Linked DNA regions of Mus musculus: region 2 is linked to region 1. Evidence: chromatin loops called from intact Hi-C (ENCODE). Cell type or tissue: heart. All regions are shown on one strand. Links, peaks and the distances in the headings refer to the core of each region. The heading gives the core; the rest is flanking DNA. Region 1 holds the start of Cbr3 (carbonyl reductase 3). Region 2 overlaps Dop1b (DOP1 leucine zipper like protein B).

Region 1 (9,428 bases), core at 592-8,591:
AAAGCTAAACAGAAAGTATAAGTCCGTGATAGTAAGCACGGTGTCTTTCAGCGAACAGTGTGTAGCCAAGTCACCTGTCCTAGGCAGATGCCCTATCAGTCAGAGATCCCTCAGGGCAGGAAGCTGCAGGCTTGATTAAAGATGGTTCACCTGGTTCTTGCCCCTCCCCCTACCTCTGAGAGCTTTCCTTTAACTTTCAAAATGGCTTGGCTCTCACTTGATGCTGTAATTCTTATTTCAACAGAATGAAGTTTATTCGATCAGGCAATCGGCAGTGAAGGCCAAGCTGGGCTTCTGAGTTCAGGGATCGCAGGTGTGTGCGGGGGGGGGGGGGGGGGGGGGGGGGGGGGGGGGGGAGGGGGGGGGGCTGAGACTTCCTGGGAATCCATCCCACTAAGAAATGAGGGAGGAGTGAGCAGGTGGCGGGCAGGGGTCCAAGTTCAGCTCTCACTACAGTTTTCAGACTGACATTTTCTTACAGATAAGCTGGGATAGGGATGCATGCCTGGGATCCCAGCATCCAGGAAGCAAAGGCAGGGGGAGGCGTCAGAGGTTCAAGGCCAGCCTGGTCTACAAGGCAAATTCAAGGCCAGAAAACACTGTAGAGTTAGATCCTGGTTTAAAAAAAAAAAATAGGGGGGGGGGGCGGGAACCCAATTCTCCTAAATCCTGAGCTAATTCTCTTTCAAAATATTAAGAAAATTAAATTTTTTAATTTCTATTTATTCTATGTGTCTGTATGAGTGTTTTGCCTGTATGTATGTATGTATGTATGTGCACATTGCCCTGTGCCCAAAGAGGTTAGAATAGGGTGTTGGATCCTCTGGAACTGGAGTTACCAATGGCTGTGAGCTATATAGGTGCAGGAAACCATGGGAACTGAGCCCATGTCTTCTGCAAGAGCAACAAGTGCTCTTAATCTCCGAACTCTCTCTCTCTGGCCCTGAACATTATGTTTTTTAAAAACAATAGCCGGGGGCTGGAGAGATGGCTCAGAGGTTAAGAGCACTGACTGCTCTTCCAGAGGTCCTGAGCTCAGTCCCCAGCAACCACATGGTGGCTCACAACCATCTGTAATGAGATCTGATGCCCTCTGCTGGTGAACAGATGCACATACAGGTAGAGTACTCATACATAAAATAAATTAAAGCCTTAAAAAAACAACAACAACAAAACAACAGCGCTTCCCCTCAGAACCACAGTCAATCTCAGAAAAGGGAAATCCCCAGAGAAGTGCCTCTCTCTATCAAGTTGGCCATCTCACACCTTAGAGTCTTTGTTAGAAAATCTCTATCTCCCAGCTCAGCTCCAGGCTCTGTGGATGAAAGGGTCCTCTTGTATATGATGGGCCCAGTTTTTACTACCAGTGCTGGGTATAATGGTGGGCACCCAATAAACATTAGAAGGAAACTAATGATAATTAATAATAAATATTGAACCCTCATGGGCTGGAGGTAAGGTGTTCCCCACAAAAAACTACTTCTTTCGGATTCTCTCAGCTGACAACATTTAGAAAAACACCTTCTCATAAGCTTTTTGTTTGTTTGTTCGTTTGTTTGTTTGACATAAGAAAGGAACAGAAGGACTGTTATAATGGCAGATAAGTCAGGGGTGGGCCCATCCTTGCAATGTCGGGGGCAGGAGGGCAACTCTCTAAGACTGTCACAGACCTTTGGGGCCATGCTGCAGTCTGTGATGGAGGTTGAGCTCATGACACAGACCCCAAGAACTGATCAGTACCACAGGGTTCTGACAACCACAGCCAAAAGGCTCAAGTACAGAGCCAGACACCTTGATAAAATAAGGCAGTTTTTACCCTCCATCTCACAAGCAAATGGCAGCCCTGAGTGGTCCCTGTTGGTTGCCCTATTTGAGGGACCGAGGGCCACTTCCCGAGGGACAGTAGTCCTACTTTGGACTTACCATGTGGTTTCATTATAGGCAGTAACTCAGTGCAGACATTTCTAGTGGCAAAAAAGTTCGTCTTCAGTGTCACCTCAGCTTGAATGTCGAAGGGTGTTGGGTCATCCACTTTGAAAAGCACACAAAAAAAAAAAAAAAAAAAAAAAAGAAAGAAAGAAAGAAAGAAAAGAAAAGAAAAGAAAAGAAAAAAGAATTACATTTTCCTCTGAAACTCGTGTGGCCAAGTTGGATCTCATCACATAACAGCTAAAGGGAAAGTGTACTAACTTTAGGACAGTCTTGCTGAGTGTGGTGATACACACATCTGTAAAGTACACACACACACACCTTTAAACTAGAACTTGATCATTCTAAAGGTCTTAAGAGCATAAGGAAAGAACTTTCTGGTCCACACCTCAAGTTTCTCATCAGCCACGCTCATGTCGCGTCTCAAGAACACTCAGTTTTGATCTTCCTGTCTCAAGCTTGAATAGGGTTCCTGGAGGTTGGGAAAAGATGCTCTGGTGAGGCTGGTGTAAGACCTCAGCTTGTGTGGTGGGGCAGCTGCTGCTCAGATTTGCATACACATGGCCCACATTTAAGTATGAACCTCCAGGGCCATAATTCACCAAACCTTCCATCCGACAACGCTGAGAGTGGCTGAGGTGGTGAGCTCGCCCCTCCCCTTCCCCAAAGCCCACATGCCAGAGTTTGGAAGTGCGGGTACAAGGGTGTCTTGGCTCTCACGCAAGGCGCCTATGGGTGTCCAGGGCCAACTGGAGAGTTTTCGGCTGCACAATAGTCTCCCTCCCTCGTTAGTCTCCGGCTCTCTCAGCATTTTCAGTGAAGCTGGAATGTTTGTTTCAGTTCCAGCACATGGCAACTGGATAATTTTGCTAATTGGACATTTGTTAGAGTAAGCGATCTTGTTTTGTTTTTTTGGGTTTTTTTTCCCCTAAAGGAAGATGATTTCCAAACCGCACTTGCAAGTTTAATAACAAACCTAGTTCCCCGAGGAGGAGGGAAGCAGAGCTCGCTTCCTTTTTGCCAGAGCCTCTCAAAACGCTCCATTAAAGCGGGTAGGAAACCCACTATCGTGCCAGGGCGCTAATTGTGTCCGGGCGACCCATTTCCTGTCCTCAGCAGATATCTACTGGCATCTATGAATTCGCCCTTGTTTCACGCGAAGCGAAAGCTCCAACCCTATTTTTTTGGAAGACCCTTCTCTGAGAAAAGCCTTCGTGCGTGGGACAGAAAGCTGATGAGCTTGACAAGGCGTGGTCCCCTCCCAAGAGACCGGTTTTCTTCCAAACAGGCGCAGCTGAAAGTTCCAAGGAGGGCCTCCGGCGGAGCACAGGCCCGCACAGGCCGCCGGCCGGGTCGGGCATGGAGTGGGGTGCCTGGGCGGGCCCGCACCCGAGTCACCGCACGGGGGAACTCGCCACGCAGAGCGCGAGCCGGGTGCACCCAGGCGGGATGGCGCAGCCTCCGGATCCCAGAGGCTCACTGCCCAGCACCCTCGGAAAACCCCGGGACACCTCCTCCTGGAGCCCCACACCTACTTCTAAAGGCGATGCCCGCGTTGTTGACCAGCACGTTAAGTCCCCCGTACTCCTTGCGCAGAAAGTCGCGCAGCGCACGGATGCTCTGCGGGTCGTCGATGTCCAGCTGGTGGAAGCGTGGGCTCAGGCCCTCCGCCTGCAGCTGCTGCACCGCCGCGCGGCCCCGCGCCTCGTCCCGCGCCGTGAGCACCACGTCCCCGGAGAATTTCCGACACAGGTCACGCGTGATCGCAAAGCCGATGCCTTTGTTAGCCCCAGTTACCAGGGCCACGCGGCTGCAGGACGACATGTCAGAGGGACACACGGACCACCTGATGGCCGGGCCGGCTGGGCAGCGGGTCACGCGTGGTCAAAACCGTGGCGTAGGACTAGATTCTGGGACCCGGCGCTGCGACTGCTAGAGAGCAAGGCCTTGAGAAGCCTGTCCCTCCCCTCTGAGGAGGAGCCGTCTGTTCCCGAAGGGTCCGCCTCCTCCCGCTCGCCTGCCCGCCCGCCCGCCGGCCAGTGTAGAGATCCTGGTTCCGAGCTAAGCAGTGGTCAGGGACAAGCGCTGCTCCCAAAGGAAGGGGTCAGCAGGACTCGTGGCAGTCGGATTGAAACAACTATTTTGGGGAAACTTCAAAAGGAGGAAAACAAATGCTCCGTAATTTTCTTGGGCGAGAACCCGTCGTTCTCTGCAGAATGCAAATGTTTGCTTCTGCGGAACTCGCTCTGAGATTACTTAACACACCCCGCGGTTTGCTCAGGGACTTCAGGGAACAGTGCCTGGGAGTAGACTGAACAGGTGTGGGCGAGCCCTCGCGGCTGGAGGTCTCGGTGCGCCCCCACGTGGGAGAGAAGGCTCATGTTTATCGAACTGTTTTGAGTAGTACGGGAGTCCTCAGTGCCGGTCTTTGGTTTATTCCAAGTGTACTGGGTATGCAGATAGATCTGCATTGGTCTCAGTCTATGCGAGTCATCTCCCAAGGAGATGCTGAACCTACGAACAAAATTCCAGGCGTGTCTAAGTGTGGGCACGCAATCAGACCTCCTCCCTTCTTGGGTGGAATCGAGTCTGTGCTGATCCTACTTGGCTAGGGATTGTGAGGTTGAAGGACAATTAAGTCCTCACTCACAGTGATTCAGCGTTTCCCGAGCTGATCCGGCCAAACTGCCTTAGCCTCTTATTACGGACTCCACCTTCTGTTTCAAATGAGGTGAGGAAGGTGAGCTCTGTGGGGGCCTAGCCTGCCTGTGATGTTAACTTGAGAGGATCTAGGAGACAGACCTCTCTCTCAGCCTGTCTCTGAGGGAGTTTCTCAGTTAGGCTGACTGGGGTAGGAGGCCCACCCTAAGCTCAGTACCGTTCCAGGGACTGGGATGCTGGACTGAATGAAACGGAGAAAGTGAGCTGGGCCAAGGCTGTGGAGCTGGCTCCGTGGGTGAAGGTTATGAGGACTAGAGTTCAAATCCCCGCTCCACACAACGTGGGGCAGTGTGGCTGCTGTGTGACCCCAGAAGCAGGATTTCCGGAGGCGAGCTGATTAGCCAAGTCTGCAAGGTCTGGTTCAAGTGAGAGACCCTGCCTCAAAGAATCAGGAAGAGATGAATAGCAGAAGACATTTGTCAACCTCTGACCTCTGCATACACGGGAACCCCGCCCCCTTCCTCCCAACCCCCACACACAGTTTGACCATCTGTCTTATGCTCATGTGGTTAGGACCCCACAGTGTTGGACTCTCGAACTGTGAGCCAGGATAAACCCGCTCTTAAATCGCTTTTTCTTTGGTTATGTGATCAAGGCAGCAATGGGAGTAACATTTACAGAGTCCGGGACAACTTTTTCTGCTTTCTCTCCTAAAGACCAGTGGGGAGTTCAGAGTGTAGTTCGGTGATGGAGCACTTGCCTAGCATATCCTTGTGAATGAGAATTCCTGAGAAGAAGTTGTGCCTGGCTGTCTACAAGACTCCTGGAAGGAGTTCTGTGCCTGAAGAGACTGAAGGACAGGCTGCTGTGGGGAGACTGGGATTCTGCAGGTTCAGAGGTTAAGTATCTTGGACTAGGTTTAGCTTCTGGAACAACTTCTCCTTGTCAAATCTGAGCCAACATCTCGTGATAATAAATAAAAGCCTCTTAGATGCTACTGACGCGGTGGGACACTGGCTTCCAGCAATCCGAGAGCTAAGAATGTCCTGAGGTAGCATCTTGGGCCCACAGAACAGCTCCGTCTCACTGTACCTGCCTCTCTGCTGTGCCCATCCATGGATTTCAAAGATTCATGACATCCTCTGGGAAACTATAAAACCCTCGGGAAAGTGCTTCTGAGTTGGAACATAAATTGGGGATCCTAATTCTGTGTTTCCAGGCCGTGGTCACTCAAAATGCCCCCAGGATAAATTTCTTTAGGATCAGAGCTGAGAGCAGGTGGTGGTGGTGCATGCCTTTATTTCCAGCAATTGGAAGGCATGGGCAGGCAGATCTCTGACTTTAAGGTTGGCTTAGTCTACAAATTGAGTTCCAGGACAGCCAGGGAGGGTTACACAGAGAAACCTTGCCTGGAAAAACAAACAAGCAAAACCCCAAACCAACCAAACAAAAAGGGTGAGAGCTGTGGCTTTTATGTCAATGCCTGGGGGGAAATGGAGACCTGTGTTAAGTCCATACTCTGAGGCTGGTGAGATTGCTGTGTTGTGGACATCCAGCAGCAAGGATTTCATAGGACACCAGGACACCTCTCAAGTAGGAAGTTGTTGGTGAGGGTGTGGTTCTCTGTGATTATTAAACAAAGGGGGAAGGCACTTGTCACCAAGCCTGATGAATTGAGTTTGATCACTGAGGTCAACAAGGTAGAAGGAAAGAATTGACTCTTGCAAGTGATCTGGAACCTACACACACACACACACACACACACACACACACACACACACAGGCACACACACACACACAAGCACACAGAGACATGAAATAAAACAAAATATATATTTTTAAAGGAACATAATACTATTGTTTCTCCTCTCTCCCTCCCTCTTTCCCTCTCTCCCTTCCTCCCTCCTTCCCTCCCTCTTTCCCTCTCTCCCTTCCTCCCTCCTTCCCTCCCTCTTTCCCTCTCTCCCTTCCTCCCTCTTTCCCTCCTCCCAGTCTGTCTCCCTCCCTACTAAGACATGCACTCTTTTGCTGGCCAGCCTGACCATGAGTTCAGCTAAGGATGACCTTGAACTCCCGTCTACATCCTGCTGGAATTATAGGCACTTACCGCACACTGTTTCTGATTTTTCAAATTCTGATACAACCCCGGTGCTTTGTTTGGGAGATAGGGTCCCACTGTGTTGCCCAGGTTGGTCTTGAACTCCTGGTTCAAACAATCCTTCAGTCTCAGCCTCTAGGCGGGGTACTGGGTCCACAGGCACAGACCACCGTCTGGCTTTTCATCCTTCTCTCCCCCTAGTGAGTCTGGCAGAGATTTAACATCTTTAAAAGAAAATTTCCCAAGCAACCAACATTTACTGTTCTTGATCCTCTTTTCTCCATTTCCCCTGATTATTTTTATTTATTTTCTGATTTTTATTTCCTGTTTTTGCCCACTTTGGGCTCAATATACTCATATGTCTCTTGAACTGGAAGCCAAGGTTGCTGGTTTGAGATATTTCCTCTTTTCTAGTTCAGGCAGTATAGTTTACACGTTTCCCTTAAAGTGCTACCTGGTGGCATTTAAATATTGATTTTTGGGGTTGGGTGCTGGAACCAGAGTGCAGTGCAGACATGATTAGCTGCTGAAATACACCATCAGCTCCTTCCAACTTACCTTTTGATACCTTTTTGGACCAATGCTATTTTTTTTTAAAACTTCTTTTAATTCTAACTATTTAGTTAAGGTTCTCTGATGACCTTGCTATGAGCTTTAATAACTCTATTGAAAGCAGAGAATAAACTCTAGTGGCATCTTTTACAAACAGTATCAAACACACTGGGACATAGCAGTGCATGCCCTGTAGGTTGCCAAGGGAGGAGAATGAGGCAGGGGAGTGACTTCAGATCAAGAGTTTAAGACCAGCCTGGGCAAGTCAGTAAAGCAGTGTTTTCTTTCATTCTTTGTCCTCCCAAGTCCCGTGCTTTGCCCCCTGGTATGCTCTGGATCTTCATCCTCCTGTCTTAGTCTCCCACGTGCTGAGCTCACAAGTCTGTGCTCTCTTGCCTGGAAAAACCTGTCTCTTAAAAACAGTTACAAAAGCTGAACGATGCTAAAGCCTTTTACGTAACAATAATTATCTCAGAGAAAGGCACAGATTAGTGGAGACAGAATAATTGGAGAGCAGAGCGTGTGGGAAGACAAAGCTGCCTGATGCCAGGTGTCTTATGGAAACCTTGGCTGGCTGGGTCCCTATCTACTGAACAGTGGAGGGGAAGCTGTGGGACAGACACACAGACTTACCACGACGGTCGGACACTCTCAAATGCATGCATATTTTCCGGGTCATGATGGGTTCTTATGGTTTGATGGAATCTCCCTTTTTTGTCGTCATCCAAAACAGCGTGTTCCATCGACATGTTTTCACACCTGTGCACTGCTCTGCGCATTGTCACCTCCAAAACTCTCCTGTCACCACTCCCTTTAGTTCCTTTCTTCTCCACGTCGACAGTCCTCCTTCTGCTTCATGTCACACATACATCAGTCTGGTGTTCAAGTAAAGACAACGGGCAGCATCTGCCCTTGTACACAGTTATTTCACTTAGCACAAGGTTCTTTCTCCAGTTCTACTTATTTTCCTGCAAATGGCATAATTTCATTCTTTGTGGCTAAATAAAACTCCACTGTGTACACACCCCTCATTTTCTTTCTCCATTTGCCTTTAAGTGAGTGTCTAGACTGGTTCCTGGCTTGGCTGGTCTAAGGCCTCAGTGACCATGAAGGTGTAAGTACCCCTGTGGTATGCGGAATATTCCCAGGTGCAGTACAGACGGGTTATGTGATAATTCTGTACCTGGTGAATTTGGAGAAACACCCTACTCCCTGGAGAGTTTTTAATTAATATGATGAACGTCCTAACTTGTCTCTGTTCTCATTGAATCTATGAATCCTCTCCTCCCATCCCAGCCTCCCTGCCCCTTCCCTCTACAAGGTGGCTTACTGAAACCACATGAGTTCAGGAATCACACATTCCACCTTACCTAGAGACCTGCTGTATGTATATGAGTGCTCTATCTGCATGTACACCTGCATGCCAGCAGAGGGCATCAGATCCCATTACAGATGGTTGTGAGCCACCATGTAGTTGCTTGGAATTGAATTCAGGACCTCTGGAAGGGCAGCCAGTGCTCTTAACCGCTGAGCCACGTCTCCAGTCCAAGACCTGCTATATTTCTTAATCACAGGGTAAGAATCGAGTCTTAACCAACTAAAGTTCTCTTCTGAGACCACTGCTGCATATCTGTGGAACTGGATGTCCACAGATGGCCCTTCACCTGCACCTTAAATAGATGAGTGCCCCGATGGGTACAGGCATATTCACGAGTGAAGCCCCATGCCCCATGAGCCTGATGCCGTCTCTGCTATCTTCGGTGTGTCTCTGGGCAAGGCTCCCAATCTCTCAGTACCACAGTTTTGTTCTCTTGTAATGATTACAGTGCTGGGTGTAGTGACGGCTGTAAGTTCCTACAGTAAAAACGTTTGGGGGTTGTGGGGAGGGAAATGTGTGTCGGCCAGAACAGCTCTGGACGTTCTGCACGGGACCCGTGTCTGATTCTGCACCCAATTGGCAGCTTCCATCCACCCGGAACTTCATTGCAGGGTCTCCAGTGCCCTCTGCAGAAGTGTCCTATGTGGGCACCAGGCATGTACACGGTACACAGATATACATATACATGTACGTCTAAAGAGTTAGATTTTTAAAAAAATGCTTAGGGGACGAGGGAACGTGTGGAACCTGCTGCCACTTGGGTTGACCCCATCATTTCTTTGACATGGTGGTAGATGCCGAGCCCTTGTT
Region 2 (9,428 bases), core at 420-8,419, 66 kb before region 1:
CCACCATCACCACCACCACCATCACCACCACCATCACCACCACCACCACCACCACCACCACCACCAAAAAACCCAACCCAACCCAACCCAGCCCAAAAAACAGAAAGGAAGAAAAAAAGAAAAATACTTTAATGGGAAATGTTCTAATTATGGTCAAATTTCCATTTTTAGAAATGGTTTTACCTCAACTAAAAGATCCTTGGAGTATTTATCAAAAAAGTATGAGCATTGGTCTTCGTAAGAATTTGAAATTTCAGATTTTGGCACAATGGTATTTCCTTTAATGTCTGAACCTATAAAAGAATAAACACCACAAGCTGTAAAAAGATACGGTATTGTGCAAAAGCTTCCTGCTGTGGTATTTTAGTAAGTACAATTCCTTCAACAGACAGGCAAAGTCAGACAGAGTCACACCTCCCTTCTCAGGGAGGGGCATGCAGTAGGAAGTGCCCTCCACGGAGCCGCATCTGACAGTGGTGTCCTGGCTAAGGAGCAGGCAGGGAGACTCCCAGCCCAGCCAGCATCAGCCTAGTTTGCCCAACCACTCACTGCCCTTCTACAGCATGTTTATAGCTGCAACAGAGGTCGTTCTCCATTGGGATTGACTTCCCCAGCACTACCTGACAGCAAGGCAGACCGCCTGCCTGCCTGCCTGTCTGTCTGCATGCCCTCATCTGGGCTCTGGGTCAGTTAGTGCATCTTCAGGATAAGGAAGACCATCCTTGTGGAATAAGCAGAAACTCGAGGTTCCCAGTCACAGATAAGCAAGGCCTGGCACTTTCCCTATACACAGACTGCCACCTTCCTCCTCCTCCTCCTCCTCCTCCTCCTTCTCCTCCTCCTCCTTCTCCTCCTCTTCCTCCTCCTTCCTTTTCTTCTTCAAGACAGAGTTCCTTTGTGCAGTGCTGGCTGTCCTATAGACCAAGCTGGCTTCAAACTCGGAGATCTACCTGCCTCTGCCTCCTGATTGCGGGAGATTAAAGGCGTGTACTACCACCCAGCTAGAATCCCATGTTCTAACAGATGAGCACTTACAAACTCATCCTTCAAAAAACAACCAAATAAATCTTAAAGAGGGCCTGGAGCATGCCTCAGAGGTTAAGAGCACATACTGTTTTTGCAGAGACCTGAGATCAGCTCCCAGCACCCATGGTACGAGGCTCACAACAGCATGTAACTCCCTGCTCCGGGAAATATGGCAGCTTCCTCTGGCCTCTGTAGGCACTGCACTTATATGCTCAAATACAGTCAACATTCATATGTTCTCACACACACACACACACACACACAATTTTTTTTTTTTTTTTTTTTTTTTTTTTTTTTTTTTTTTGGTTTTTCGAGACAGGGTTTCTCTATAGCCCTGGCTGTCCTGGAACTCACTTTGTAGATCAGGCTGGCCTCAAACTCAGAAATCTGCCTGCCTCTGCCTCCCAAGTGCTGGGATTAAAGGCGTGCACCACCACGCCCGGCCACACATACAATTTTTAGAAAGTCTAAAATTTCCAAAGAGACCCCACCCCCACCCCTGCCCAGTGCTGTATACACTGTCTTGATGCCTGTAATCACAGCACTTGGGAGGCAGAGGCTTGGAGGACCAGAAGTACAAGGTCTAAGGCTCTCCTGTAAATTCAAGGCCAGCCTGAGACACAAGAAATCCTGCCCCCGCCCCCAAAATACCAACAACAAAATATCACGAGCCTGCAGTTACTCATCTTGAAATGAGTGCTCATAGACGCTTCCTTACAGTGACTTTGCACATCTCACAACTAGGGGGAAGTGACAAGGAACACTGAGGCGGATCCTGAGATCAGTGTGGTAAGATCCATATATACCCTGGAGATCAAGGGAAGCTGTGGAGGGGCTGGGGTGAGGCTCAGGGGTCGGGAACCCGCTGAACACACTTGAAGCTTCATGTTCTGTCCACACTGCTTACTTTCTTAACACACATAAATAAACATAGGAAGTTATACATAAAAATGCTTTCCTTTGACCTCTAAGTCCCTGAGCTCTGTTCCTGGGAGTCTTCCGACCAACAGCCAAGGGCTGCCTATAAGTTTGCAAGTTGAATACATAAACACTGCAAGGGATGCAGTCCAGGGATTCTCCTGATCTTGTTATACAGGCTTCTCATTAAATATAATTTAGCTGCAGATTTCTGGTATTTCTGTCTGGCTCTTAAATTGAAACTCATCTGGAATTTTAAAACTTTCCTTACTTTTCTAAGCAAACAAACAAACAAACAGCTGCAGATAACCATAGCTCCCGTAAGAGTTCAATCTCAACTGACCAGGCCTGTGTTAGTCATTGCTGTTTTTCCACAATTCATGATTCAGAGACATCACTAAGGGCATCATTTAGTCCACAAACCAGCTCTGGGGCACATGCTCACACACTGCTCAGTACCTAGTAACCAGGCGTAGAGTCTTCTGTTGAGAGACATGTCCCTTCTCAGGAGTGTCTGGGTGGCAGCTGAGAGGATGTGCACAACATCCCGTCTGAGAAGAGGGATGGCTCGCTCCTCAGGGTCCTATCGGGAGGACGAAGAGAACATTACCTCCAGGGAATGAATGCTGAGCAGGCTTCTAACTTTTGACATGTGGCTTTACTTAACCATCCATCCCCAGAAGATAGCTGTCAAGAGGCTGGCTGTCCCCACACAGCCCCGCCAAAGGAGTCAGTCAATGCCTGCCTGCTGGCATTCCATCTGGAGGGGTAGACTAAGGTACAGGGAGCTGCGGGAACTTTAAGGGAGCTATCAGATACACGAGGTCCCTTCCCAGTGCTATATAAGCAGTATCGCTGCTGGGGAGGAGACTCTTCCATGAAGGCTGTGAGACTCAGAGGGGTATCCAGGGGAGCCTCTGTGTCTCTGAAATGCCAGGGTAGACCCTTCCCTCTATGTCACCCACATTCCTGCTAGTGACCCTAACAAAACCATCGCCTCCCCTGCCCCACCAAGCTGGGTCTAGATGACATCATCCTCTAGCCATTCGTTGTTGCCCTATCTGGCATGAAGAGGCATCTGCTCACCTCTTCCCAGGAGAAGTCACATGATGCCCACAAAACGAGAAAAGGCCATTGATGGTCTGAGGCGAGCAGAGACTGCCAAGTGGCTGAGCAGTCTCCGTGACACCAGCACCTGCCTTTGCCTTTGAAGTGACAGGGAAGTGTCCAGAAGGGCACACACGACTCACCAGGCAGGTATAAAACGGGAAGAAAAACAGGATGATCTCCAGGTTATTTCTTTGCACAAGAACATTGGCGTCTAGCAGTGAAGCACACAGGGATCTCACCTGAAATGACACACCACAGTGCTTGTTCCAGAGACACCTGACACTCTGTGTCTATGCTATGCAGCCATAAAACTAAGTCACCTAGGCTGGGATTCTTGACGTGGCATTAGGCCACACAGGAGATGAGAACAGGGCTCTGAGCTCTAGGGACTATGGGGCTATACGACCATAGGAACCTCACGTAAAACCAAACGAAGACGCATGGTCCAGTGGACCCCAAGTCAAGACAGTACCGACCAAGTAAGTGTCCTCTCTCAATAAAGGCGTCTCTCAGTGCCTCAGGAGGGGACGGGTGCACTGAGGCTGAAAGCCACACACACACAGGCTTGTGGGGCGAACAGGTGATCCATCAGCTGGGAGCAGACAACTAGGAAGTCCTGAACTGGGACTGTGTGAGCCACAGAGCCACAAGCACAGGACAGGTGTGCGCAAAGCCACCCTTTACAAAAGCAATCTCTAAAGAGCTGGTGAGAGTGGGGTAGAGGATGCCGGTGGGAGGGCTGCTGGCCCAAGAGAGACGTAGGCTGGTCAGATGACAAGCAGGCCAGATCCACAGGCAGGAAAGTGGGAGACATGCGCACAGGGATCTCCGATATCCCAGTCACAACCTGAGGGGCTCTTCAATTCCATCACGTGGTCCTAAGAAAGATCTTGTGGGAAAGTTCTACCAACCCTCAGCAGACAGCAACGCCTGCTAGCTCCAGACTTCGTAATCCATTGATTTAATCTGAGAACATTATTTAAAGTTTGGGTCCACTACCAGGTGGTGATAGGAGGCATGGCCGGGTTGGGAAAGATAAAGGTCTGGGATGCTCACATTACAAAATTTATGGGGAGGTTTGGAGCTGCCAGGGAAGGCAGATGACCTTCACGGGCCTGGAGAAGGAGGCTGGGAAACCTGGAGCTTTAGGTGTGAGGGCAGCCAAAGAGGACCGACTGGGGCAGAAAGCAGGGTCAGGAGTCATCAGGACATTGGAGCAGGGGAAGAGGCAGTTTCCACATGAGCAAGGAGGGAGTGACTGACGCAGGGCATGGGAGGAGACGAGACTAGAGGCACATACGGCAGAGGCTGCTGAGTACCTGTGCACACAGCCATTGGCCACGGAGGAGCTATGCTGCCAGGGCGGGAGAGTTGGCTCAGTGGGCAGTCTGTGCTGCACTTCCACAGGACAGGGCCTGGTTTTAGTTCCCAGTACCCATGTCAGCTCCCAGAGTGCCAACATCTTCTTCTGGACTCTACTCTTCTCTCTCTCTCTCTCTCTCTCTCTCTCTCTCTCTCTCTCTCACACACACACACACAAGTATAAAATGTTAAATGGAAAGCAAACCATCCTTATGTATGGCAGCTGCCCCTCACCCTGCTTCACAGCTCACCATCATCACACACATTCAGTCTTGGAATGTCCTCACTGCCTGATTCTCCCTGATGGAGAAGCCACACCCACCCCTCTCGGACAGTGAGGCACCTACCGTGAGCTGGTAATCAGTACCCAGCATGCACTTCTGCTCCTTGCCTGGTGAGTCCCTGCTGATGTGGTTCACCACAAATAAGGAGGCAGGGAGGCGGATGGAAGGGCTTGTCAGAACGCTGCCCCACAGGGCAGCATAGAACACCTCTCGCCCCACAACCACAGACAGTCTCAGGAGCAGGGCGTCAGTTCTGTTGGTGAAAGATGACAAGGTTTCAGGTTTCTTCCCACCTTCTGCACCGTGTGAGCACCACCCATGAAGTCCATCCTGAGGAAAAGTCAGGAATATGTGACCAGTCACACATGAGGCACGCAGACCCTCTTCAGGGTCTGGGAATGGAATTCAGGTTGCTGGGCCTGACAGCAAGTACCTTACTCAGTGAGTCACTGTCCTCTTTATAACATTATAAATAGATTTATTTTTAATTATGTCTATATATGTCTGTGTGTCTGTATGTGCATAGGACTGCAGGTGCCTGTGCAGGCCAGAAGGGGGCACTGGATACCCTAAAGGTGGAGTTACAGAACCAAACTCCAGGCCTCTTAAAGCAGCAAGTGCTCTTAACTGCTGAGCCATCCCTCTAGCCCCACCTATTTAATTAGTACACCTGCGTGCATGTGTGTATGCACGTGTGTGTAGTGTATGAGTGTGTATGGCGGTATATATATAAATAATATATATATGTGCACTCATGCACAGCAGACTTGGTTAGGTCAGAGGACAACCTGAAAAAGCTGGTTCTCTCCTTTGGAGAAGTTGCTCTTCTTCTTCCACCATGTGGGTCCTGGGTATTAGGTTCGGGACACAAGGCTTGGTAGCAGCCATCCTAACTACTGGGCCACTTGTTAGCCCCCAGACCCCTTTATTTTGGGATCTGCCTGAGTGCTGGGGTCACAGGTGTCAGCCATCTGGCTTGGCACATCTCTTATCTTCACTCAATCCTCCTGTGACGGGACGCAGTCAGCAGCTCATGACGCGTCTCTTTCAGTAGATCAGGCCTGTTTTTCCAAGGACACTGAAGTGGGGCCCTGCTCTGCGGTGCTGGTATTGAAAACCACATGTGGGCTGGTGAGAGGCCGCCAGTGACTGGCAGAGAGGTCACCGCATGCTGAGCTGACTCATCACTTAGCATTTCTCATAGGCTTCCTACCTGCAAGGGAGCAGGGGGAAAGGTGGCCAGGGCCAGCTCACTGTGAGGAGCAGCTCACGGGGTTTCCCAGCTCAGCCCCTGTGTTCAAATCCTGGCTATGGGACTTGGAGCAGGCTTATCTCATCACGGATCTACACTTGGCCAAGAGATGGAGCCAAGAGTCGCTGCCCCTCGCAGAGGTGGAATGGGAGTGCTTGTGTGAAAACTCCGCACAGGGCAGCAGAGTGCATACACAGGCTACAGTGCTAGATATCCCGAGAGTGCCCAGTCCCTGTGTGGTCCCAAGTGCCAGGTGATGGTGACACTCAGTTTGCACTGTGAAGACCACCCCACACCAACCACCTTGAGTTTGCTTTTTTGATTTCAAAAACAAATAAAAGGAAAAAAATACTTCCTCCAAATATATACTACATTTATACATTAAAAACTGATTCTGAGCCAGGTGGTGGTGGCGCACGCCTTTAATCCCAGCACTTGGGAGGCAGAGGCAGGTGGATCTGAGTTCGAGGCCAGCCTGGTCTACAAAGTGAGTTCCAGGACAGCCAGGGCTATACAGTGAAACCCTACCTCGAAAACCAAAAACAAAACAAAAAACAAAAAAACCCCAACTGATTCTGTTATCCTTATAAAAATGAGTCTAGGCAACTAATACAGAGACTCATGGCTGACCAAAATGTAGAATAAATGGCTGTCGAATGCCTGTCCCAGACAGAGCCCCTATATCACCCTCCTCCCAAGGCTCAAGAGGTGGACAGACTGTGAGAGCTAGGGGCTGGGACAGTGACTTCTGGGTGTGACAGGGCCTATGACCTCACAAGCTCACCCTGCACCCGTGGTCACCTGCATGAGACAGGCAAAAGGTGGGACTACTGACAGTTCATCAGAGAAGGGAAAGCTCAGTGCCCCACCCCTCTGTGAGGGGCTACCTATAGTTAAGATTGATGATCTACATGGGCGTGGCCATTCCTAGATTGCCCGTACTCCAGCAAATAACCATGCGCCTATGCTCTTCAGAAAACCCTGTTCAAACTCCATAGGTCACACATAAGGAAGACATGAATGTAGTGGGGTCTTACTGGGATGGGGGACTGAGAGGGCCAAAGGGAATAAAAAATATTGTGTGTGTGTGTGTGTGTGTGTGTGTGTGTGTGTGTGTGTATATATATATATGAATGAAACTGCCGAAGGATGAAAAGTTAATACAAGTGTTAAATGAGCCTAAATCCTAAGGTCTCATAAAATATTTGCAGGGAATGACAATTGGATTTAATAAAAAGCACGAGGAGGTGTAAGTCAAGCCAAGGGCTCAGGGAAAGTACACAGAATGGTTTTGTGGCTGAAGGTATTGATTGGGCTTCTATTAAAAGCTGACCAGACAAACAGAGCTTGGCTCTGCTCAGCAAGAGCCGCAGTGTCGGGCAGAAGCAATGCTCGACAGCTGCATGATATGATTATCTGGTCAGAGCAGTCGTCGTGTGCCTGGGACACAGACCTGTCGGGCAGCCTCTGCCCTGGGAGGTGAGGCTCCTCAGTGTGTTAGAGACTCCTTACCACAGGGCTATCTGAGGAACTCCCTGCCCCGACCTAGATAAAACCCACTGAGCCTGAGAACATACACGTACACACATATGTGTATGTATACACACACACACACACACACACACACACACACACACACACACTCTCCTTACTGACACTGAGCCCTTCCATTTGCAACAGACCATCCCCAAAGTGCAAAAGGGCAGGGTCCACCATCAAAAACCAAGGACAGTGGCTGGGCAGAAGAGACGTAGGTGAGGTTTGGGGTTCCTGGGCTCGGGGTCTGAGATGGAGCACAAAGAAGAGAGGAAGGTGGAAAGAGGAGGAAGCTGCCATGGGGTAGGTGAATCATGAAAACAGCCACGAGAACCAGCCAACTGGAGTTAAGAGCTGCCCAGATGGAACAAGGTAAATTATAACTTGGAGTTATTGATGAGGAAATAGATAGGGTAGATGTCTGCTCAGCTCTAGTGCTGATTAAGGCTTATTATAATAATAAAAGTTGTGTGAGGTTAACTATTTCCTACAACAGCAGCAGGAGTTACTACCATCAGCCTCTCACCCACAGAACACTAAGAGAGAGTTAACGGCCAGAGGTCAGTAGCCATGTGTGCCCTACCTGTCTTGACTGGGCCGCCATCAGGTATTCAAGTTAGCATTTCTAACTAAGTGCAGGAGCAGCCCTGCACTCCCCTGCTGGCTAATGGCAGCTAGTGCCTGCTAGTGACAGGACCACAGGATCCCTGGGACTGAAGACCAGTGGGGAAACATAGGAAGCAGTCTCAAAACCAGATGAATCAGCGTTCTCAACCTAACACTGCTGAGTCGGGGCTGGCTTTGTCCCAGGAGCAGATAGTGAACCTAGATGCCTGCAGCACTGTAGGCCCCTGCCATACGCAGCAGTAGCCCTTTCCACCCTCCCCAACCAGACAGAGTCCCAGGGCCTGCTGAGCTTTCCCTCCTGGTGAAGAGCCATTGACTGTGCTGTTCCTGTTGTTGGGACAGGGTCTCACTATGTAGTGGGGGCTATTTTCAAACTCAGGGTGATCCTCCTGCCTCTACCTCCTGAATCTGGGATTACCTGTGTACACTCCAGAGCACTGATCTAAACAGTCATCTCTAGTATGTCACGTCCCCTTCCTTTTCCCCTTTCCCACTCCCAGTGGATTTCTAAGGCAGGATTCACTGTGTACAACCAACATTGGCCTGGAGTTGCTCTGTAATCCTGGCTGGTTCTGCCTCAGCCCCGCTAGTGTTAGGATCACACGAGTGTGTCACCACACCTGGTCTCAAGTTCTGCTCTCTTACAGCCATCAAGGCACTCACCTCCCCTGCTCTGAGAAAGGAGTGTTTTCTTCTTCTAATCTTGATTTCTTGGCAAAGTGAAGTAGAGACAGCCAGGATGATGATACCATCGGGCACTGACCGAGAGGCCCGTTTGTTTGCGCTCACTGAGAAGCACAGATGGATTAGTCCCCACCTACATGGAAGCAGTGGGTTACCTCACCTCGCAGCTGGGCCTAGCCCAGCCCTTCGCAACATCTCCCAGCACGGATGCTGTGACCCTGGCATCCTCCTCTTCCTATCTGTGCGTGACAATTATTGGCTGGGGGATGCTGCTCTAATCCTAAGGGCTCAGGGATCTGGTTCTCAGAACAACAGAAACAGTACAAACCATCTGGTACAGCCAGCTCCCTCACTGTGCCTTTAACACACACTCAGGATTACAGGAACCTTGACCAGCATCTACCTTAGGAAGCTTGATTCCCGTGTGTGGGGACACTGGCTTAGCTTCCAGTGGCAGCTGAATCTATTCAGTGATTCATGCAGCTACCCAGCTCTTGGTTCAATGTCAAAAAAAAATCACAATGTTAGGGGAAAAATCATTAATATTAAACAATATTAACAACTGTTCAAACAAACTCTCACTTATCAACTAAAAGAGCAAACAAGAGCACTCCAACTTTTAACATGCT

Evidence for each region. A loop is a pair of places that touch in the nucleus more often than their neighbours do. Peaks named below come from ENCODE experiments on the same cell type or tissue, not always from the same donor. Only the 100,000 strongest peaks of a DNase experiment are listed, where the experiment ranks them.
Region 2: it touches region 1 in a loop (5-fold over the local background); 5 of 42 quality-filtered maps call a loop at or near these places.

Annotation. Positions count from the first base shown.
Region 1 is chr16:93,677,650-93,687,077 of GRCm38, reverse strand. It overlaps Cbr3 (carbonyl reductase 3), which reads right to left and starts at 3,859. Exons shown (of 3, transcript NM_173047.3): 1 at 3,465-3,859; 2 at 1,924-2,031. The coding sequence starts at 3,753. In heart, for the core only: CTCF peaks have their summits at 1,089 (motif pointing left) and 4,283; DNase peaks (open chromatin) are centred at 3,277 and 3,917; H3K4me3 peaks cover 1,995 bases; H3K27ac peaks cover 399 bases; H3K27me3 peaks cover 5,423 bases.
Region 2 is chr16:93,742,989-93,752,416 of GRCm38, reverse strand. It overlaps Dop1b (DOP1 leucine zipper like protein B), which reads right to left. Exons shown (of 37, transcript NM_027293.1): 5 at 4,764-4,953; 6 at 3,195-3,293; 7 at 2,404-2,527; 8 at 184-293. Among named protein-coding and RNA genes, the nearest start is that of Dop1b, 36 kb to the right of the region's middle. In heart, for the core only: a CTCF peak has its summit at 5,243 (motif pointing right); DNase peaks (open chromatin) are centred at 444 and 8,249; H3K27ac peaks cover 367 bases; H3K27me3 peaks cover 834 bases.